Regions from separate parts of the Homo sapiens genome. Here region 1 is linked to region 2. The links are chromatin loops, found by intact Hi-C in ENCODE. Cell type or tissue: breast epithelium. All regions are shown on one strand. Each heading gives the region's core, and the rest is flanking DNA. Links, peaks and the distances in the headings are about the cores only. Region 1 overlaps PAPPA (pappalysin 1). Region 2 has its middle 23 kb from the start of PAPPA.

Region 1 (8,000 bases), core at 1-8,000, 59 kb after region 2:
AACCCGCTCCTTTACCAGATAGAGAATCAGGACCCAGAGGACACCAGAGGAGGCATTTGGTGCTTCACTAAGGTTGTCCTGATGGTAAGAGCAGGATGACTTTGTAAGGAGACTCTGGCCATTTCCTGAAAAATGGCTGAGCAGGAAGTAGGAGGAGAGGTGTAGATTGGCATAGATGCTGGTCCAAGACTGCTGGCCATGTCAGCTGCTGACAAAGAGATTTACACCAATTCTAAGCTCCCACTGCCCACAGAGGAGTGAAGACTGTGTGGGCCTCCTCTATTGATTTTGCTGGAAGCTCTCCTTGCTCATTTGATGAGCACTTATAGCAGGTGAACTCCCAGAGTTATGGTGACTGCAACAATTCTCCAGCTGAGAGTAGTCACTGTCCTTCTAAATGAGCATCTTTTATTCACTCTCCTCTCCCTCTCTTTCTTCTCCCACCTGGCCTCATACATCATCTGACACTTAAAATACACTCTTAATTAGAAAGTCCTCTTCCCCATCCAACAGCTTTGTCTATGCCAGGGACACTGGGTATATTCCAGAAAGGCTAGGAAATGGGGGTTGGTGAGCATAAAGATAATTAGATCCAGAGAGAATCTGCTAACCTACTTCCTGGGGTTCCCAGAGTAACTATAGAGATGCTTGGCTTGGAACTTCCTCAAATATTGAACTCAAATTTGTGACATGCCCCAGGTAGGTGGCATAGCCCAGATGCCTGATGATTTTGGTGAGGCAGGGGGAGCTGCTATAGAATTAGGGCCTAGGACAGTGAATCCAAGGATCTGATGGATCTAGGATCCACTTACCAAGCAGTTGACCTTCAACCTGTCTCTCTATCTCCTTTAACTTCCATATTCTCACCAGTTAAGTGAGAAACGTAATGTCACCACCTTAGGGATATTACATGGATTAAGTTAGTGCATATACAGACCTTAGCACAATGCCTGGCCTGCCATAGAGGCTTGGGAGATTTTGCTCATTATTATTAACTATTATGTAGGCATACCCAATTTATGTTAAGAAGGCACTCATTATATGTGTGTGTGTGTGTGTGTGTGTGTGTGTGTATCTATATCTATATATCTATATAGATATATAGATATAGATATAGATATAGATATATATAGACAGAGAGAGAGGCATCAGTGTAAGAAGAAAGCTGAATTGGGACACAGGGGAACTGTCAATGACTCTGTGACATAACAAATGCCTTCCATTCTCTGGGACTCAGCTCTCTCACCTGTCAAACAAAGGGTTTGGAGGTGATGATCTTTGAAAACCTGTCTAGTTTAGCTCTGAAGTGTGTTTTCTTTCTTTGGGGATAAATGGCAAGATTCCTGTTAGAGAATGAAGTTCCAGCTTTTCAGGTCCTGACCCTCACTTTTATGCCCCAACTTTCCTGACAATTTAATGCCACTGATCATTTAATGACTGCTAATGGCAGATGTACACTCAAAGTTCTGGTAACTATGGTAGGGACCTCCCTTCTAAATGAGCATCTTCTGTTCGTTATCATCTCCCTCTGTTTCTCCTTTCACCTCGTATACTATATTACACTTAAAATACCCTCTTAATTACAAAGTCCTCTTCCCCATCCAACAGCTTTGGAAAATGGTTTTCAGATTTTTATTATTATTGCTGCTGTTGTTGCAACAACTTCATTAGATGAAGTACCCTTTCTTCAAACAAAAATCTTTCTTGTATGCTTCATATTCAAAACCAATAAAAGTTAAACTTCATGGGTTAAAATTGTGATGAAAATGCTCCAAACCCAACTTACTCATTCTCTCAGCTCCTCCAGCCCTTGCCTTGCCCTCGAGGTGGTCCCAGAGGCACCATTAGCAACTCCTAGGATCCCACAGAGCAGTTGGAAAGCGATGAGTCTAGGATAACCTGATACAAATTTTATTAGAGAAAAATAACTTAACCCCCCCTCCTTTTCCATCCTTTATTTATTCATCTTTCTCTTTTGGGGCCACATAGGGCTGTATGACAAATGTTCTTATATCTCACGTGACCGAGGATGGGTCGTGGGCATTCACACCATCAGTGACCAAGACAACAAAGACCCACGCTACTTTTTCTCCTTGAAGACAGACCGAGCCCGGCAAGTGACCACCATCAATGCCCACCGCAGCTACCTCCCAGGCCAGTGGGTATACCTAGCTGCCACCTATGATGGGCAGTTCATGAAGCTCTATGTGAATGGTGCCCAGGTGGCCACCTCTGGGGAACAAGTGGGTGGCATATTCAGCCCACTGACCCAGAAGTGCAAAGTGCTCATGTTAGGGGGCAGTGCCCTGAATCACAACTACCGGGGCTACATCGAGCACTTCAGTCTGTGGAAGGTGGCCAGGACTCAGCGGGAGATACTGTCTGACATGGAAACCCATGGCGCCCACACTGCTCTACCTCAGCTCCTCCTCCAGGAGAACTGGGACAATGTGAAGCATGCCTGGTCCCCCATGAAGGATGGCAGCAGCCCCAAAGTGGAATTCAGCAATGCCCACGGCTTTCTGCTGGACACGAGTCTGGAGCCTCCTCTGTGCGGACAGACATTGTGTGACAACACAGAGGTCATTGCCAGCTACAATCAGCTCTCAAGTTTCCGCCAGCCCAAGGTGGTGCGCTACCGCGTGGTCAACCTCTATGAAGATGATCATAAGAACCCGACGGTGACGCGCGAGCAGGTGGACTTCCAGCACCATCAGCTGGCTGAGGCCTTCAAGCAATACAACATCTCCTGGGAGCTGGACGTGCTGGAGGTGAGCAACTCCTCCCTTCGCCGCCGCCTCATCCTGGCCAACTGTGACATCAGCAAGATTGGGGATGAGAACTGTGACCCCGAGTGCAACCACACGCTGACGGGCCACGACGGCGGGGATTGCCGCCACCTGCGCCACCCTGCCTTCGTGAAGAAGCAGCACAACGGGGTGTGTGACATGGACTGCAACTATGAACGGTTCAACTTTGATGGTGGAGAGTGCTGTGACCCTGAAATCACCAATGTCACTCAGACTTGCTTTGACCCCGACTCTCCACACAGGTAAGACCTTACTGGGCTAAAGATGCCCAGTTGAAAGTTGAACTTGATGTCCTCCATATTATAGATAAGGCACCTGAGGCCAGTGGGTGATATGGGGATTTTCTGGTTCAACCAGCAGCTTCATGATTGAGGCAAGTCTTTTACTCGGGTCATTGTGGAGACCATAGGTAAACCCAGTTTATTATAAAAATATTTATTGAGTGCCTACCATGAGTCATGAGGGAAGCCTGAGAGCCCTGTTTTCTCAAAGAGCCCAGAGTTCAAATTGAGTGATATAAGCTGAGTACAAATAGCTGTTGTATTGTATGACATAGAGTGGGTGAGAGTTGCACAGTCCAATATGGTAGTTCCTAGCAACATGTGCCTACTTAAATTTAAATCAGTCAAAGTTAAATAAAACTCAAAATTCAATTCCTGAGTTTCATTAGCCACATTTCAAGTACTCTAGCCACATGGGACTAGTAGCTACCATACTGGCAAAGCAATATGAAACACTTCAGTCATCACAGAAAGTTCTGGTGGACAGGCTCAAAGAGGTGGGGTCGCATGGGGCTAGAAAACCTGGCCCCATGGTCTCAGCTCTCTGTGACTTCTTCATTTTGTAACTTCTTAGAAGCTGTTTCTTCATCTGTAAAATGGGGAGAATAATGGTACCTATTTTGTCAAGTTGCTCTGAGGATTGATAGAGAGAAGACATATAAAGTACACTCTCTTACAGCACATCATTAATTCTCAATAGTATGTCTGTCATTACTTGTCTAATGAAAGGTAGTGTGCTGTGTTTAGGGAGTGCCCTAGATGATCAAAGAGAAAAAGTTGATTTGCAGCTTGACTATATCAGGGAAGCCTTCTTGAGAGAGGTGACATTTGAGCAAGGTCTTCAAGAATAGCTCTAATTTGAAGGATGTTAGAACAAATCTAGAGATCTAATGAACAACAAGATCAATACATTTGGTGTAATAGAACAAATCTAGAGGGCTAATGTATAGCATGAGGACTATAGGAAATAAGGTTGAACTGTATTTGGGATTCATGCTAAATAACCAGATTTTAAATACTTTTGGCACAAAACCAAAAGAAAATGGATGACTTAAGATAATGGATATGTTAATTTATTTCACTATAATAAACTGTTTGCTATCTATATGTTTCCCATAACATCATGTCTACCTTAAATATACACAATAAAATTTACCTGAAAAAAGAATAGGTAAAATTTTGACATCAGAAATTGGGTGGAGGAAGAAGGGAGGACACTCCAGGCAGAAGGAATTTCTCATCTACTGCTAAAAAGAGGACAGAAAAGGGGGCCTTCAGTCTAATGCCTCACTTAGCCTCTGCCATTGCTGTCAGTTGCAACCAGTAATCCAAAAGTAGAGCCCAAAAGGTGAACTCAAGGGTAACCTGTATTAAATGTGGGACCTGGAGGAACTAGATTCAAGCTGGAGAGACCATCAATATCCACTTTCTTGTTTTTCCCAGATTCACACTGAACTTTTCTATTCTGTCCAACACACAGGACCCTGGACTTGCTGATGGCTCGAGCACATTTGCCGACCTCTGCAGGTTTTCTGCTGACTCTTCTCTTTATGTCTCTCTCAAAAGAGCAAGGGCCTCCCGTGCGTGAACAAAATACCTATGTGCAAAGGAATGAGGATGCTGGCAGGAGAATGCCCTGCCTGGCAGCAAGTCAGAAAGCACCTCAGCTCAGCTTCCCGGCACCAGGAGGGCCCCTGGACTCTCACCTTGGCTCCAAGACATGAGCAGCCCATGTGAGGAGAAGCCTTGGTGTGTGACCAGTCTCTTCTAGGTCACAGTGCATTGTCATCTCTGCTTTCACTTGGGCCTTTCCAAAACTTGGCAAGGGAGTCAACACAGAGGTTAACATTCACATTTGACTGATGGGAAATAGAGGAAACTTAGAGAGTGGAGTAACTTAGCTAAGTTCATGGGTCAAGAAAATCATTAGGCTAAATCACAAGTGCAAGTCTATGATCAGTGTGCTCCACCAAACTAGACTCCCAAGAGGTACCTCTGTGCCTGGTGAGAGTGGGCGTGGGGTAGGATGGGCATAATTGGAAGTCATCCATTCATTTGTACATCGATTTATTTGCTCATTCATTCACTCATTCATTCATGCAACAAATGTTTATGCAGCACCTGCCAAGTGCCAGGAAAGTGGATACCCTTAGCCCTGTTTTGCTTTGAAAATTTCAAGATTCAGAAAGATGAAGGGACTTACCTAAGCTCAATCTGCTAATAAATGGATAGCTTGGATTCAAACTCAAGACTACTAGGTCCAAACCTCCCATGGAAGGAGGATATTTTTTAATCTAAGGAACAATAAGGGGCAAAATTAAAAGACAAGTGATAGGGAGAGTGGCGCTACTAAAGTTTTGGGGAAAAAAACTGTGTATCATTGAGACAGGATGAAGAGCAGCTGGCCTTTGCAGAGCACCATGCTGGTGTGGAGGGGCCATGGGGCCCCAGGTTCCAGACACCTCACAATCAGCAGACAGCACTGGCAGGTTCCAAAGGCCTCCTCTTTTCTAAGTCACGGGAATGCATGCCCAGAGTGTCTGTGAGCGACCATGAGCCAGCTATAACCGCTGTGACCAGGGCTTGTTTGTTTGCTAGCTGGGAAAGCTGTATGCCCTGGGTGAGGCCCACCAGGTCACGTGTCATCTCTTGGTGAGGCTGGGATTTTCTGGGTTCTGGCCGATTCAGCTCTCCTGTGTGCAGACAGAAACCTGTGGAAGGTTGCAGATAAATTTTTGCTTTGTGAATTTAAACAAAAAAGGGAGGAAGGGAAGGAGGGAGGAAGGGAAGGAGGGAGGGAGGGAGATAGGGAGGGTGGGAGAGTCATGATTACATGGTCATGACACATACACTTCAAGCTCTGAAGGCCTATCCTGTGGGAAAGTCACAGAATTATTCTATATGGTTTCTAAGCCATGGCTGTGACTACAGTGTTGCAATTACAGGAGGCAGCTTTGAGCTGAGTAATAGATGATATCATCTCCAGTCAGAATGGTCCTTTTTGGGGAGGGCTTTGTCTGTGGGTGAGTGAGCTCCCCTTCACCAGAAGCATGCAAGTCAGTACTGATAACCATGCATAATGAGGCCATAGGTGGGATTACAGTTCTGGTGGAGACGGTGGCCTTGTGGTCTTGGGGTTGAGCACTGCACAGTAATATCTTATTCCATTTCATATCAGAAAACCAAATATTGACTGCTTCTCTTCTCTTTAACAGGCATTTATTGGGCATGTCTATCCCACCAGCCTTTCTGCTCTTCACTGGGGGTGTTGCAATGAGTTGGACATGTTCCTCACCATTAAGGGGCTTCCACTTTAGTGGGAAAGTCATATAGAAACATAAGAAACTCTGATTTGTAAATTTAGAGACACACAGTAGGACAGGAGACTGAAAAAGCAGAGATTTATTTGACTAGGAAAACAAGGCAAATCAGCTGGAGGGGGCAAGATTTGAGTAGGCATTTGAGAATAGGCAGCCTGCTGAGAGGTAAAGATGCAGACTCCATCAGTGAGGGTCCTAGCAGGAAACAGATGGCACATTCAAACAGAATAATTAAGGAGAATTGAAGGAGGGGCTGTTTTCAAGGAGAAGCTGTTTACAATGTTGTAGGCAGGATTAAGGACAACCAACAAGGCCTTGTGCTATACTCTAGGGCGGGCAACCATGGAGAGCCATTTACCCCCTTGGCCTGTAGGGGCAAGAGGAGAAAGTGGTTATGGGACCCAGAGAGAGGGACTGTATGGAGGGGATTTCCTGGCAGCAGCTGTGGCTCTCAGCAAGGGAAGCAGCCAGGCTACAGCCACCTGACCAGAAGGGAACCAGGAGAGTAAATTCCATGTTGTCATTCTCTCTGCCTGCCAGTCTCCTGCCAGTGCTTCCCATTTGGTGGATCCAACTGAAGTCACAAAACAAAGGAACCTGTTGATGCAATCCATAGATAGCCAGCCTCCCAAGGACACAGAGCAGGGTGGGGAGTGGACCTGCATTAGCAAGCAGAGAATGTCCAGAGCCTAGAGACAGCCAGCCCATGCAGAGGGTAGGGCATAAGCCAGGCAGTGGAGAGGGTGAGGAGTGGTGTATAGAAGAGAGCATGGAGTTTAAGGGGTTATTATGGCTGAGATCCAGACCATGAGCAGAGAAAAGTTCAGTTTATCTCACGGAAAACTTTAATGTTAGGCTTAATCCTCTGTTCCTTCCTCCCTACATTCTTCCCACCTTCCCTTCCTTCTGTCCTTTTCTTCTCTCAATAAATATTTGTTGAATGCTCTCTCTGTGCCAGCCCGATCACTGCCCTCCCAGAGCTTACCACCTAGTGGGTAAGACAGAGAAGTCAACACCCCACTGCAATCACTGGTGTGAATGAAGGGTCCACAGTACTAGCCAGGAGGAGCAGTCTGTGTGAGCAGTAAATGCCTTTCTATGAGACTAGCCAGTTAGAAAAAAGACATTCCAGGTGAACTGTGGCCATTCTCTACAGTGGTGGAGAATAGCCAGGGAGGCAGGACTTCATCTGCAGCCATTAGAGATGTCTCCACGCAGGTAGAATGCACTTCACACACCCTTTTATAAATGAAATGGAAAACCTGGATATTAATAGAAAATTCCAGTGTCAGGAAATCCAGGGGCATTTGACACTGAAGACTGTAGCTACCTCACTGAGAGAGGATATTGCAGCAAACCAACCAAGTTCCTGTTTGGACCCTTCCAAACCCTGGCACCCTCAAGTGAACTCACCTTTGTTCATGAATATCTACTCATACAAAATGGGATGGGTGGAAAAAAAGACACTTTCCCTATACACTGTTGTCTCATAAGGAAACATTTCCTTTGTCTTCTCTTTATTATTATTTGGGAATTATTTCCTTTGTCTTCTCTTTTTTATTATTATTTTTTTGAATGTAACAAGGACA
Region 2 (16,513 bases), core at 3,398-11,397:
GTTTGTTGTTTCTCTTCCTCTGCTAGCTTTGGGTTTGGTTTGTTCTTGTTTCTCTAGTTCCTTGAGATGTAACATTAGGTTGTCAGTTTGTGACATTTCTATCTTTTTATTTCAGTCCCTGAGCTTCCCTAGGACTTTTTGTCTTTTCGATGTGGTGTTTAGTGCTAAACTTTCCACTTAGTGCTGCTTTAGCTGTATCGCAGAGGTTTTGATAACTTGTGCCACTGATATCATTCATTTTGAAATTTTTTTGAATTTCCATCTTGACTTCATTATTGACTCAAAAATCATTCAGGAGTATTATTTAATTTTCATGCATTTGTATAGTTTTGAGGAAAGCCATTACCTAAGTGAGGTAACTCAGGAATTGAAAGCCAAATACCATGTGTTATCACTTATAAATGGAAGCTAAGCTAAGGGTACTCAAAGATGTACAGAGTGGTATGATACACACTGGAAACTCAGAAGGGAGGAGTATGGGAGGGGGGTTAGAGATGAAAAATTACCTGTTGGGTACAATGTACATTTTTCAGGTGACAAGTACACTAAAATCCAAGACTTCATCATTATATAATTGATCCATGTAACCAAAAGTTATTACTAGCACTAAAGCTATTGGAATAATTTTTATTTAACAAAAGACAGTCTTATTCCAAGAAGATAGAGGACTAGGGTATTAGATGTCTCCCCCACTACCCTGCTCCCATTCTGCCTTGGGTTGCCTGAAGCCATAATTATGTTTTGTTTCCTGTCCATTTACTTCCGCAGAAGTAGCTCCATCTGAGGTGAGCAGCAATATTTCTCAAGAGCAATTATTTAAGGATTCTATTAGAAAAGACTGAATGATGAGGCTTTTCTTTATCATTTCCTTCCTTCCTTCCTTCTTTCCTTCCTTCCTTCCTCTCTCCTTTCCTTATTACATTCTCTCTCTTGATCACTCAGTCATTCAGTTTCAAAATGTACTAAACAGCTATTCTAAGAGAGACTTCATATTAATCATGATAAGAAAAACCAGACTTCTAATATATAATAAAATTCATTTTGAAAGCATTGCCTCATCAAGCCCTCTGCTAGATGCTGGAGATGCTGGGTCTACGATGACGAACTCATCACTGATTGTGATCTCAAGAAATCCATTGCTCTATAAGGGGAGACAGACATGTTACTCATTTCTTCAATCATTGAATCCCTAGGTGGGATGCTGGGACTATTGGCTCTTTTCCATCTTTAACATGCAGGACCATGCCTGGACTCCAGTTGATATGCAATAAATGATGAAACAACTACATTTATTAGAACACCTGTGATGTGTCAGGTATTTTTACATATTTTATTGTTAATCCATTTCCCAACCTTGTGACAAAGATGTGGTCAATCCCATTTCATAGAGGAGGAAAAGAGATACAGAAAGGTTAGGCAATTTGTCAATCTTAAACATCATTAAGAGATAAAATTTTAAAATGGTAATTCAGGTCTACCTGATGCCAGTGCACATTATTTTCCTACTTTTCTGTGCCTTTTTTTCAAAAATATGTAAATAAAAAACTATTAGGTATTTTTTTATTTAAAGTTGATGAGACCTTTCTAATTTAAGAGAGAAATAATATTCCTAATGGGCAGAACTTTGGGTTGTAATCTATTTTTCATGGCAGGAAACTTAACAAATAAATACGTAAATATAACTGGCATGTCCTCTATGTCATTCATACTAGCCTGAAGTGTCTATAGCATGAATACCCAAATTTTGTTATTTCAAAGGCTCCCACCTGCAAGATTATAGGATCTTAGCACCATCTAGCTAAAATCTCTTTCCAATGATTGTTGCTATCCCCATATACTCAGTAGTAACTTATCTCTTATTCTTCTATTTTCGTCCCTTTGTTGACATCTTCTGTAGAAAGTCACTTGGGGTGGTTTTCACCATTAACATGGTGCTCAAGATCCTGAATGATAATTCTGTGCTCCTCCTGAGGAAGATTCATGCCAAGGTACCCCAAAATATACTTCCAAAGATTTGTTTATCATTACGACTATATGCCCAAAGCAATTTGTCAAAAAGAATTTGTTCATGGAATAACTCACTCATCACATGCTCCCAACACCACCTCAACAGTGAGTCGAGAGCTCCTGGAGTTGCCAACCCCTGCTGTATTTTCTACAGTACACATTGCATCAGACCCAAGTTACATTCCAGGCCTAAGGAGGAGAATGCTCCACTCCTCAACTCTGCATGATCTTTATGACATGGCCTGAAGAAAATGTGCTTATATGTAGTAGATTGATTGCAAAACTTCTCACTCCTCTCTGAATCCATATCCATTGATAGTAAACTCCCTGAATCTGAGTTTGGCCCATGTGATTTGTCCAATGAGGTAATAACAAACTTGATGTGAGCAGAGGCTTGAAAAAGGACTTTCAAAAACACGCCTAGACAGGACTGCTAGAGGATGAGATGCGAAACAGATGTAGTTTTCCCAGCCAAGGCAATTTTAGATTTGCCAATACTCAGCTGATCACCTGAGTCCCAGAAAGACCGGAATAACTGCCCAACCAAAACCAGCCTGATTTAGCAGAACTGCCCATTCAAGTCATAGACTTGTGAAAAATAACTTGCAGTTTTTCAAACCACTATATTTTTAAAAAAATATATTTTTAATTTTTCTGGGTACATAGTAGGCATATATATTTATGGGGTACATGAGATGTTTTGATACAGGCATTCAATGTGTAATAATCACATCATAGTAAGGGTATACATCCCCTCAAGGATTTATCCTTTGTGTTACAAACAATCCAATTATACTCTTTTAGTTATTTAAAAATATACAACTAAATTATGATTGACAATAGTCAGCCATTGTGCTATTGAATGCTAGGTCTTATTCATTTATTTTAACCATTTTTTTGTATCCATTAACCATTCCCACCACCCGCAACCCCCCTAATACCCTTCCCAGCCTCTGTAAACCATCCTTCTACTATCTATCTCCATTAAAAACACCACTGATTTTTTAGTGTAATTTATTAAACAGCTGTAATTAACTGATATATTATGAGTTGTATCACAAATTATCTCATTGAAACAGATTATTTCGCTCCTGCTACCAACATTTCTCTCCAGAGTCATCCTCCTGTTTCCATTCTCCTGTATCACCCCTTTCCTTTCCAGCTTTCCCCCTACAAATCTGCTTAAAAATTCACCTATGTTGCTATCAAAAAGCAGACGCACATGACCTATTGTCCGCTATATTCTTCTGTTCTTAATCCCCAACAGTTCTCCCAGTCCCCACCTCTGCATTCACTAAGATATCAGCATGTTCTCTTCTCCTTCGGTAAGAGAAAAGAGTAGACACAAGCCTCTCATATAAGTTAATTCATGCAAATAGATGTCTATGGATCTGCTAAATCTTTCATTTTATTAGGCAGACATAAATAAGACTAAATTATCTTCACAGTAAGCAAGGATCTCACAACAGAAAAAAGAAATGCATATAAACATAATTTATATACAATCTGCCCTTTGTATACAAGGGTTCTGCATATGCAGATTCAACAAACCATGGGTTGAAAATATTGGAAAACAAAACAATAAAAAGTACAACAATTTATATTTTATTCTCCTAACACTGGTCTCTTCATTTTTATTTTATTTTATGGGCTTTTAAAACATATATAATTTCAACTGTTATTTTACACTCAGGAGGCATAGGTACAGGTTAGTTACATGGGTAACATGATGTTGAGGTTTGGGACATGAATAATCCCATCATCCAGACAGTGAGCATGTACCTAGCAGTTTTTCACATCTTGCCCCCTTCCTTCCCTCCTCTATCTAGTAGTCTCCAGTGTCTATTTTTGCCATCTTTATATCATGAATGCCCAATATTTAGCATCCACTTATAAGTGAGAATCTGCTGTATATGATTTTCTGCTCCTGCATTAATTCACTTAACGATAATGGCCTTTAGCTGCATTCATGTTGCTGCAAAGGACATGATTTCACTCATTTTTATGGCTAAATAGTAGTCCATGGTGTCTATGTACCATTTTTATTTCTCCAAGTGACCATTGATGAGCACCTAGGTTGATTCCATGCCTTTGCTATTATGACACATGCTGCAATAAACATATAAATTCATGTGTCTTTTTGGTAGAATTATGTTATATACATATATATATATGTGTATACATATATATATATGTGTGTGTGTGTGTGTGTGTGTGTGTGTATATATATATATATATATCCAGTGATGGGTTTGCTGGATTCAATGGTAGTTTGTTTTAAGTTCTTTGAGAAATTTCCAAATTGCTTTCCACACTTGCTGAGCTAATTTACATTCCCACAAACAGTATGTCAGTCTTCCCTTTTCTCTGCAGCCTCACCAGCATCTATTGTTCTTTGGCTTTTCAATAATAGCCATTCTGAATAGAATTGCATTGTGGTTTTAATTTGCAGTTCTCTGATGAATTGTGATATGTAGCACTTTTTCATATGTTTATTACCCACTTGTAAGTCTTGTTTTCAAAAGTATCTGTTCATGTCTTTCACCTATTTTTTAATGGGTTATTTATTTTTGCTTGTTGAATTGTTTAAATTTCTCATAGATTCTGGATATTGAACCTTTGTCAGATGCTTAATTTGTAAATATTTTCTATCATTCTGTAGGTTTTCCTTTTACTCTATTGATAGTGTTGACAGTTTCTTTTGCTATGCAGAAGCTCTTTAATTAGGTCCCACTTGTCAATTTTTTGTTTTTTTTTTTCTTTTTTCTTCAATTGCGTTTGGGGACTTAGTCATAAATTCTTTCTCAAGGCCAATGTCCAGTATGGTGTTTCCTAAGTTTTCTTCCAGGATTCTTACAGTTCAAGATCTCACATTTAAATCTTTCGTTCATCTTGAGTTATTATTTTTTCTTATGGTGAAAGGTAGGGGCCCAGTTTCATTCTTCTGCCTGTGGCTAGCCAGCTGTCTTAGCACTATTTATTGAATAGGGAGTCCTTTCCCCATTGCTTGTTTTTGTCAATTTTGTCAAAGATCAGATGGCTGTAGGTGTGTGGCTTTATTTCTGATTTCTCTATTCTGTTCAACTGGTGTATATGTTTATTTTTGTATCACTACCATGCTATTTTGGTTACTGTAGCCTTATAGTATAGTTTATAGTCAGATATGTGTTGCCTCCACCTTTGTTCTTTTTGCTTAAGAACAATGGAACAATTTTGAAAACACAAATGAGAAAATCATTTACATAGCATTTACATTTTATTAGTTATTATAAGTAATTTAGGGATTATGTAAAGTATACAGGAGGATGTGCTTAGGTTATATGAGAATACGACACCATTTTATATAAGGAACTTGAGTATCTTCAAATTTTGGTATCTGTGGGAAGTGCTGAAAACAATCCTCCAAGGATAATGAGGAATGACTGTACACAAGTGTATCATGGACACACACACACTTAGATGCGACTTATTTGCATTACACAGATACCATAAGATCAAATCAATATGAATAAGTAGAGGAGATGATGAAGAGTGAAGTCAGAGAAGACTGAATCATGTTATAATACATTGTTACCACTAAAGGCAGATCTTATTACTTATTTTGGCTTCTATTATACATGAGCATCACACATACCCTTTCTTAACTGTAGCAGATGCTAAATTAGCAGAGTGTAAGGTAACAATGTGTTCATGCCCTCATCCTAACTTGTGATTTTGCCAAGAATACATGAAAAGCTTTGACTTTGCTGGAACCCATCACTTTTACCTGGTGGGAGACCAGGCCCAGCCTTGCCAGGCCATCCTGGTGGCATCAGAGAAAATCAGTCATGCTCTTATTTCTAAGAAGCTTTTCCCTTTTGCCTCATCTTTCAGATACCTGCAAACAGGTCCCCTTTTCCTTTGATCCATGCTCTTATTTTACCTAAAAAAAAACCCAACATCAAGAACAACATATCTTCCTTCTTTTCTTAGTCAAAATGGTCTCTGCATTTTGTGAGCAGTATTTTGCTTGTCAAATACTTGATAAGGACCAGCCATAAGATGTGAATGCAGTAAAAGAAGCACTGTACCAAAGGGTGTCAAGAGGCACAGTTCTAATCACAGCTCTGTCATCAACTTACTTTGTGAGCGTGGACAAGTTATTTCAGGCTGGATTTTTGTCTTATTTTTTTTGAAATGCAAGGCTTTTGTGAAATGTTCTTTAAGACTTCATCTAATTTCAAAAACTGTATGAGTTGATCCTGAGGTTCTCAAATTATGTCAGAAAGCTTGAAGCTGTACTGCTTAAGGGTCTAGATCTTAGACTCTATTATTATGCTCCTGCTCAGGACACTGTGATCTTTGGCCTGATCTGCTTCAATAGATTTCTATTTTGTTTGCCAGTTTCCACTTTTGTATTACTAGAATTAATTCTCCACATGAATTATCAAGTAATGTCTATAAACACAAATCAAATCATGTATCTCCTTTGCATAAGCACTCTAATTGTTTTTCATTGACCTTACAACAGAATCCAAATACCAGCTAAATTCAAGCTGGCCGTAACCTCCATTACCAATCTCATCTCCTGCCACTCTCCCAGGCTGATAACCAGCAAAGAAATAGAAACTCCAGTCTTAGAATCACATGGAATTGGATTTATCCGGCAATCTGAATGAGCCTGGAAGTTGATTCTCACCCAAGAAACTCAATAAGAAACACAGCCGTGATGACACCTGAATCTTGATATTGTGAGGCCTTACTCAGAGTCTACAGGACTTTGTGTGAGATCCATCCAAGCCAAGCAAAACTTATAATCTACAGGACTCTGAGATAATAAATTTGTGTTTGTTTAAAGCCAGTAATAGGGTAATAACTTCTTTTACAACAGCAACAGAAAATTAACACAACAAATGACAGGACTCATCTGTAAAGATTCCATGAGGAAAGCGGTCCCAAATCTCCTTCCATCTCTTATAACTCCTTCTTCTCTCTTAGAACTTTTAATCCTACTTTTATGCCAAACAAATCCTAAAATTCAAATTACTCCTAGTCCTGGATGAAATCTCAGCTGATATTCCTGACCTGTCCTCATTCATTTAAACATGAAACCTGGGCTTTAGATGTAGCAGGTTCATTCCACCGAAGTCTCAGAATTCATTCTTTTTCCCACCGTTGAAGATGATAAGGATAGAATAGGGTATGTCCAACATGGAAAAGACCCTGTAAATTATAAAATAGAAGAAACTAGGTGATATTTTGCAAAGGGAAGGGAGCTCAGAGGAGAGAAATGTCTGCAGGGCCTCAAAATGGTGAGAAAACAGAGTTCTTTTAGTACTAGAGAATATAAATTAAATGCATAGGTATGTATCATAGATAACTTGTGTCTAGGGAAAAAAATGCTAACCATAAAAGGTGTTCAGGATTACTTTTGGAGGTACTTAGATTTAGAATATTGTATTTGGAGAGCATGACCAAATTGACAGAAATTTGAAGCATTTCAGAATCTCTGGTCCAACATTCTCATTTTGTCAATGAGTAAACCAAGGTCCAGAGAGCAAGACTTGCTTCATGATCTTTAAAGTCGTTTGCTATCATGAAATTTAATTTAAATTATTCTTGTTGGACCAAAACCATATGACCATCTCAATCGATGTAAAAAAAAAGTATTAATTCAATAAAATAAATAAATAATAATAAATAAATGATTCCTGCTGTATGAAATTTAACATCCTTTCATGATAAAAACTCCTAACAAATTAGGTATAGAAGGAGAGTACCTCAATACAGAAAAGGTCACGTGTAACAAATACAAAGCCAAAATTATACTCAATCAGAAAAAATCAAAAAGTTTTCAATAAGATCAGAAATATGACAAGTATGTCTACTCTCTCCACTTCTCTTCAACACAGTACTGGAAGTCCCAGTCAGAACAATTAGGCAAAAGAAAGAAATAAAAGGCGTCTATGCAGATTGAGGTGTCTCATGACTGTAATCCCAGCACTTTGAGAGGCTGAGGTGTGTGGATCATTTGAGGTCAGGAGTTCGAGACCAGGCTAGCCAACATGGTGAAACCCATCTCTACTAAAAATACAAAACAATTAGCCAGGCATGGTGGAGTGTGTCTGTAATCCCAGCTACTAGGGCATGAGAACCATTTGAACCCAGGAGGGAGAGGTTGCAGCGAGCCCATTTCATGCCACTGTACTTCAGCCTGGGCAACAGAACAAGAACTTGTCTCAAGAAAAAAAAGAAGAGGAAGAGGAAGAGGAAAAAGGAGAATGAGGAGCAGGAGGAGGAGGAGGAGAAGTAGTGGAAAAGGAGGAAATCTAAAAAAAAGAAGAAGAAATAAAAGGCATCCAATTTGGAAAGAAAGAAGTTCAATTGTCCCTGTTTACAGGCAACATGACCTTACATATAGAAAACCCTAAACTACACACACACACACACACACACACACACACACACAATTGTTAGAACTAATAGGTTGGTTTAGTAAAGTTGCAGGATGTAAAATCAACAGACAAAAATCAGTAGTATTTCTATACACTAACAGTGAACTATCCAAAAATGAAATCAAGAAAACAATTTTATTTATAATAACTGCAAAAAGCAAATAAACAAAAAAAGTAGGAATAAATTTAACCAAGGAAGTGAACACCTATACACTAAAAACTGTAGCATATTGATGAAAGAAATGGAAAAAGACAAATAAATGAAAAGATACTTCATGTTTATAGATTGGAAGAACAGAGGAATATTAAAATGTCCATCCTACCCAAAAAACTCTATTGATTCAATGTAGTTCTTATCAAAATGCCAAAGACATTTTTCACAAAAATAGGAAAAAATTCTAAAATTCATATTGAACCACAAGAGAACATAAATAGCCAAAGCAATCTTGAGCAAAAAGAACAAAGCTGAAAACATCATACTACCTGAATTCAAAATATACTGCAAAGCTATAGTAATCAAAACAGCATGGTACTGGCATAAAAAGAGACACACAGACCAGTGGAACCAAATACAGCCCCAGAAATAAATACATGCATTTACAGTCAATTGATTTTCAACAAAGGTGACAGGAATACACAATGGGGAAAGGATGATTTCTTCAATAAATAGTATTGGGACAACTGGATATTTAAATGCAGAACACTGAATTTCTCACACCATATACAAATATCAACTTACAATGGGTTAAAGACTTAAATGTAAGACCTGAAGCTGTGAAATTCCTAGAAGAAAACAGGGGAATAGCTCCATGACATTGGTCTGGGCAATGATTTTTTAGATATAAACCCAAAAGCACACGCAACAAAAGCAAAAATAGAAAAATGGGATTACTCCAAACTGAAAAATCTTCTTCACAAACAATGAAAAAATCAACAGAGTAACCTATGGAGTGGGAGAAAATATTTGCAAACCAGACATTTGATAAGGGGTTAATATCCAAAAATATATAAGGAACTCAAACAATTCAGTAGTAAGAAAACACATCACCCAAATAAAAAATGGGCTACACACTTGAAGAGACACTCTTCAAACAAAGACATACACATACCCAATAAAAAAAATACTTAACATCACTAATCATCAGAGGAAATGCAAATTAAAGCCACAATGAGATGTCACCTCATACCTATTAGAATGGCCATAATAAAAAAGATGAAAGATAACATGTCTTAGAGAGGATATGGAGACTAGGGGCCCCTTGCACAGTGTTGGTAGAAATATAAATCAGTAGAGTCATTATAGAAAATATGGTGTTTCCTCTAAAAATTAAATCTATAGTTACCATATGATCCAACCATCCCACTTCTGGATATATATCCAAAGGAAATGATATTGGTATTTTGAAGAGATAACTACATTAACAGGTTCATTACAGAATTATTCACAATTTCCAAGACATGGAATCAACTTAAGTATCCATCAATGGATGAATGGATAAAGAAAATGTGGTGTATATATACAAAATAACATACTATGTTGTTGTAAACGAAATGATTTTCTTATTTTTAAAGGCTTATTTTCAACAATGTGGATGAATCTGAAGCACATTATGATAAGTGAAATAAATCAGGCACAGAAAAATAAATACTGCATAATCTCACTTCAATGTGGAATCAAAAAAGGTGAACTCATAGAAGTAGTAGAATGGTGGTTACTAAGGACTGGAGTGAGGTGGTCTGAGGGAGATGTTGGTTAAAGGATACAAAAATTCAGTTTGAAAGAATATGTTCAAGAGATCTATTGTAAGACATGGTCGCTATAGTTAATAACAAAGCATAGTACTCTTGTAAATTGCCAAGAGAGTAGGTTTAAAGTATTCTCACAACAAAATTGATAACTATATGGGGTAAAGCATATATTAACTAGCTCAATTTAGCCATTCCACAATGTATACATATTTCAAAGCAACATGTCGTACATTATAAATTTATACAATTTTGTCAATTAAAAGTATTAATTCAATAAAATAAATAAATAATAATAAGTAAATGATTCCTGCTGTATTAAATTTAAAAAGGCCCATGGGAAAGACTATCTAAAGAGATTATGTTGCAGCTTTTCAGTAATTGCAAAACCTTATTTATCCCATTTCTAATTCATACTCTGGTCCTGTTTCTCTCTAATTTGAACTCTGGGTTTACAGTGTGTACTCTTGCTGTCCATGTGCTGAAAAAAAACCTGTAGGAACTGCAGTTCTCATCTGAGTCTTCAAATGAAAATCTTTCAGATTTCAGATGTGCTTGTGGCTTATGCTTCCTTGTCACTTGAAAAGGGATTTATATAGCCAAATAAGGGTTCAATCAAGACGTTCAAGTCCTGTTTTATCTAATGAGCAATATTTGCACTTTCCCTCATTCAGTCATATAAAAAGCATCAAGTCCTTCCGTGATTAATAGAAGTATTATAGAAATGAGTAACATAAAATCCCCACCCTCTAGCTCATAGGCAAATAACATGGGAAGAGATTGCTGCTATACCATACCATGTCATCAGTACTACAGTGAAGGGCTGTCCAAGATGAAGATGAAAGGAATAGAGAGTGTAGAGCCTGAGGCATAAAAGAACAAGGTGGGCTCCTTGTACAGAATGATTGCTTCACAGGGAGCTTGGGGATAAATGGACAGATAACAGATGAGGCTGGGAAGCTTGGCTAAGGTCATGAATGCCATGTTAAGGAATTTGTATTTCATTCTGAAACTAATGTACATTAGAGGATATACTTAAAGAAGAGAGGTGACATGGCGATATTTTATTTTTAAGAAAATAATTCTGGCACAGTGGGGAAGACCAATTTCCCATAATTCCCTTAGCAACAGCCATTTTTTTGTTGTTGTACTAGAAATTATTCTCCTCATTACAATACATCCAGTGAGGCTCCTCAGTTGTTTACATAATGTTAGCTACTAATCGTTGCTTTCAAAGAATATATATGAGCCATGATTTTTTAAATATTTCTATAGTACCTGTGCACCCATATTTATAACAGCATTATTCACAACAGCAAAATGTGGAAGCAACACAAGTATCCATTGGTGGATAAATGGATTTTAAAAATATGGTATATACATACAATGGAATATTATTTAGCCTTAAAAAGGAAGGACATTCTGATGCATACTGTAACATGGATAAATCTTGAGGACATTATACTAAGTGAAATAAGCCAATCACAGAAGAACAATACTGCATGATTCTATTTATACGAGATACGTAGAGTAGCCAAACTCATAGAAGCAGACAGTAGAATGGTGGCTATCAAGGTCTGTGGGGCAAGGGAATGGGAGGTTAGCGTTTAATGGGTATACAATTTCAGCTGGGAAAGATTAAAAAGATGGAGATGGGTAGTGGTAATGGTTGCATAACAATGACAATATATTTAATGCCACAGTACTGCACACTTAAAAGTGATTAAAATGTCAAGTTCTAGGTTTTTTATTTTTTGTTTGTTTGTTTGTTTTGAGACAGAGTTTCGCTCTTGTTTCCCAGGTTGGAGTGCAATGGCGCAGTCTCAGCTCACCTCAACCTCCACCTCCCGGTTCAAGCGATTCTCCTGCCTCAGCCTCCTGAGTAGCTGGGATTACAGGCATGCGCCACCATGCCCAGCTAATTTTGTATTTTTAATAGAGACGGGGTTTCTCCATGTTGGTCAGTCTTGTCTCGAGCTCCCGACCTCAGGTGATCTGCACGCCTCAACCTCCCAAAGTGCTGGATTATAGGCGTGAGCCACTGTGCCTAGCCCCGGTTGTTTCTATTTTATGACAATAAAAAATACATATATAAATTACTGGCCAGGTGCCGTGGCTCATGCCTGTAATCCCAGCTCCTAGGGAGGCAGAGGCAGGGGGATAGCTTGAGCCCAGGAGTTCGAGACCTGCCTGGGCAATGTAGCAAGACCCCATTCTCCACAAAAAGAAAAAAAAAATAAAAAAGTGTAAAACTAATATATAAATTACAAACAAGAGGCAAACTCGAAATTCAGTTTTTTTCAGAGTCCTGGAGTATACTTGATACTATCCAGCCTGTCAGTGATTATGCAGCCACTGTCTTCAATTGCTTCTTTCTCTGGATTCTTCCCAGCTGCATATCCCTCCTTAAAATGTGATAGACTTTTCCTCTTCTGGCCTGTATAAAACAGAGACAAGTTCCATTGCTCGGCAAAACTAAAATGACAAGGGAGCTTGTGAGATCGTTTCATACATCCCACATCTTTATCTGTACCAAGAGACAAGCCTGGGCCAACTCTTGTTCATTTTGTTCTGCTGAATCAGGGAAATTCCATCTCTCTTGTAGTATGTGGTCACACTAATGGGGCCTCAGGTAGGGGGACAATCTGCCAGACGTCTCTGTGTCTCTGGCCTTCTCCCTTGTATTTGGCATGAGACCAGGAACCCAGATATTTTTAAAGAGAAGGAAAGGGATGACCTGCAAATTGAGCCAGGCCAGAGGCCTGAGTTGACCATTTTTAGTCATAAACCAGAGAGGGTGCTTGCTGTAGAGTAGGACTCCAGAAACCTGGTGCCTGCTGAGATGGCACCAGAATACGAAACACCTGAAACATGGGAGATGCCAGCAGAAACAAACATAATAAAGACAGGGAAGGGTAGCCCAAGTGGCCTGGGTGCAAATTCTGCTCCATGATTTTGGGAAACTCTCTTACCTCTCTGAGCCACAGGAAACTTAACTTATAAAATGAACACTTTATTCTATAGAGTTATAATGCATAAAGGGATGACAAAATATTGTGTATGATATTCTATAAGTACCCACAAATATTAGTTCCTCTCCTCCTGGCATCATATCAAGAGGCAGCCCAGTTCTAAATGATATACTGGTCTCCCCTTAACAGACATCTATGCATCTCTGTTGCAAAAAATGGCACCACCCAGTTTCCCCCAAATATGTCATCATCCTATTAAATGCCTACTGTGTGCATTGTGATTGTTCATCTCAGCTCTCATTCTAGCCTTTACTTCTGATGCTTGAATTGCTTTTTCTACTTTCCTCTTACTTCTTTAAGTCCATCTTGTCTTGCAGGTTTCAGACCACGTTTGGGGTAGGATTGTTGTTACATGCCTGGCTAGGGCTACGTGACACAGAATGATTCTTCTGGGACTTTTGGAGCTCTTTCTTTCCTTGCCCCTACCTAAGTGGGTTTGTGCTTCAGTTTCCACGCTACCCACTACTCTCAACTATCTGCTGAGGGGTCATGTGAAATGGGAGAACAGTCAGGGCCTTAACAGTCAAACCAAACAATAATTTAATTTCTCCACATGATTCCAACTCCACCTTGAGTACTGTCTCCAGAGAATCACTTTTTAAATGCACATTTGAAAAGCGTTTGCTCTACTGGGAAAAAAATTCAGTAGATGATATTTGCTCTTCATTTTGTCACATAACCAGGGGCTGGCCTCCAAGGATTTTAAATGTGGAGAGGACCTTTGAGATCATTTGATGCAGAGGTGGTAAACTTCAATGCCCACCAGGGCCAAGCAGGGAAGGTAAATGAGTGATGTCACTCAGGAGAGTGAATTGGAAAGGCCCGGCTTTATCTAAAGGCGAAGCTGCTACAGAGGTCCCAAGATTGATGCCCTCTGTGATTGTAGGAGCTCTAATGCACCCAAATATTTACGTGTTGGCAATTAATATCCTTAAAAATATTAATGTTGGCACTAAATACAAGTATTTTAAAGATAATATGTAAGCCAAATAAGCATATTGGCACAGCCCTGGACCACCAGTTGGCAATTTCTGACTTGTCCAAACGCTACATTTTGCAGAGATCTGGGACATAGACATATGCTGCCCAAAGTCGCATCAAACAATCCTGGGCGACTGGAATGAGAACTCACATCCAAAGCTGATCCACAGTCTGTCCAGTATACCTCCAACTGCATGTCCTCAGTGATTCTTTCATCCCATTTGAGAAGAAGAGGAAAGAGAGAGGATGAAATGCACTTAGAATGAGGGAGTAATAAAAGGGGTAACCCTGAGGTGGAAAATATGGTACCTTTCTCAAAATTTCATTGACTCAACACATTTTTGTTGAATAAATGCAATCTGCTGACACTGTCCTAAGCACTGGGGACTCTACAGGGAACAAAGCAGAAGTCCTTGCCCTTATTACTAAACTCACTTCCATTTCTTGAACCTCTCAATATTTCACCTCCAGACTTTCATATTACTCTCCCTTTGATGAGAACAGGCTTCTCCTGACAAAGCCTGGCTAAACTTACTCATTCTTCAAGATTCAGCTTAGATTCTACTTCTTCCAGGAAGCCTTCTGGCATGCACACACTCACAGATCTGTATCAGATAAACCTCCTCTGAGACCTCGCAGTGCCTTGCACTTCCCTACTGAAACACGTCTCACAGGCATTCTAATGTCCCTTGTCTCTACTAACTTCTGAGCTACACAGGAGAATATACCATGGCTATCTTGTGCACAACTTACTCTCAGCACATTGAGCAATCTGTAGCACAGAGTTGGTGTTCACTAAATGGTACAGTATCCCTCCTTCCAAGAATGGCAAACCAAGACCATGAGAGTTCCTCAATACTAACCTCTGACAGATCCCGTACTGTCCCCCACCCCGGTCTCCTAAGATCCTCTCAGTTACCCTCTACTAGGGACCTCTCCATGTGCCCAGATCTTCCTGCCTCTCTTCATTTTTCCCTCCAGCTGCACATTTTAATTCTGGAATCAGTCTTTGCTTTATTAGGCTTGCGTTCCCTTTGAAGCCGTGGCTACACATGGCCACACAAACCCTGGCATCTCGGCCTCCAACCAACAAGATCCTTGGTGACCTGACAAAACATCTGGGCAACTGACTCATCTTGGTTTTCTCTTCATGCACATGGCTTGGCACTACTTAGGCACTGCCTGAAGGTCGGGTGCTGAATCCCTGATGCCGTGACAATTTTTCTTTGGTCTCTTGAAATCATCAAGAGCTTGTGTACATGGGTAAGGCTTTTTTAATCAGGGAACAGCTGGTTGTGGTAGGGGAATCTATTTGTTGTGCCCACTATTAATTAGTAACATTTTAGAAAGCAGAACAAGAAGAGCAAAGTTTATGACTAGAAGGGAAAATTGGAAGCCATATGTAAAAGCTGTGGGTGATGAATATTGGATTAACATGCCATAGTTGAAGGATTTTCAGGTGAAAGATGAAGATTTCTTTTCCATGACTTTAGAGGATGAAACTATGATTAGAAGTTTCAAGGAAGAAAACTTTAGACTTTATTCTTTCAACAAAAAGGACCAAATTATAAGATACTCTTTTGTTGTTTTTCAATAAACATTTGTAAAAATCCTGTATTTTGAGCCACTTCATCAACTAGGCATGAAATGAACAGTTATCAAACAGAGTTCTTGCTCTCAAGGAGACTGCAGTCAAATGAGGGAAACCAACACCGAAACAGGAAAATTTGATCATGCAATGTTGAAGTGCAGTAACACATAAACCTTGTGGGAGCAGAGGAGCAGAGCACCATGTAGGGTTTTCAAACCTGGTACTACCAGCTACTGGTGACATGATCTTGAGAAAATCTCTTAACTTACCTGGTAAGATGATACTGAAACTAAAAGGATTTCGTACAAGCAATATTTTGTAAACTAAAAATGGACTTAACAATGTTCGTGTCCACCATTAAACTTTCCCAAATTCACACAGGACTATCTTGAAAGGTATTGAGATTCTGGTCTTAGGAAGAATTTAAGGAAGCCAGTACCTTCCTAGATAAGGGATGTTTAAAGAGAAATTCCTATACACTGGGGAGAGGCTTGTATATATTGAGAACGTCTTCTTAACAATGCCTTGTTTTAAATAAGATTAGTGAATTTGTTCCAAGAAATAGAAAATGTGTTGAAGTTAAGCTAGCAGCCAAGTGGCACTAAAAAATAATTCACCCCTAACAACGGAATTGAGATGGCTACTCATCAACCCTGCCCTGATTAAGAATATTTCGACTTAGATCACTAGCAAGCATAAGTGATGAGTCCCCTTCTCATTCT

What was found. Hi-C counts contacts between places; a loop is a spot of excess contacts. Peaks named below come from ENCODE experiments on the same cell type or tissue, not always from the same donor. Only the 100,000 strongest peaks of a DNase experiment are listed, where the experiment ranks them.
Region 1: it touches region 2 in a loop (19-fold over the local background); 2 of 110 quality-filtered maps call a loop at or near these places.

Annotation. Positions count from the first base shown.
Region 1 is chr9:116,185,165-116,193,164 of GRCh38, forward strand. PAPPA (pappalysin 1) reads left to right here. Exons shown (of 22, transcript NM_002581.5): 2 at 1,990-3,052. Among named protein-coding and RNA genes, the nearest start is that of PAPPA, 35 kb to the left of the region's middle. In breast epithelium, for the core only: no CTCF peak of the experiment used is centred there; a DNase peak (open chromatin) is centred at 4,727.
Region 2 is chr9:116,122,417-116,138,929 of GRCh38, forward strand. No RefSeq gene overlaps it. Among named protein-coding and RNA genes, the nearest start is that of PAPPA, 23 kb to the right of the region's middle. In breast epithelium, for the core only: no CTCF peak of the experiment used is centred there; no DNase peak of the experiment used is centred there.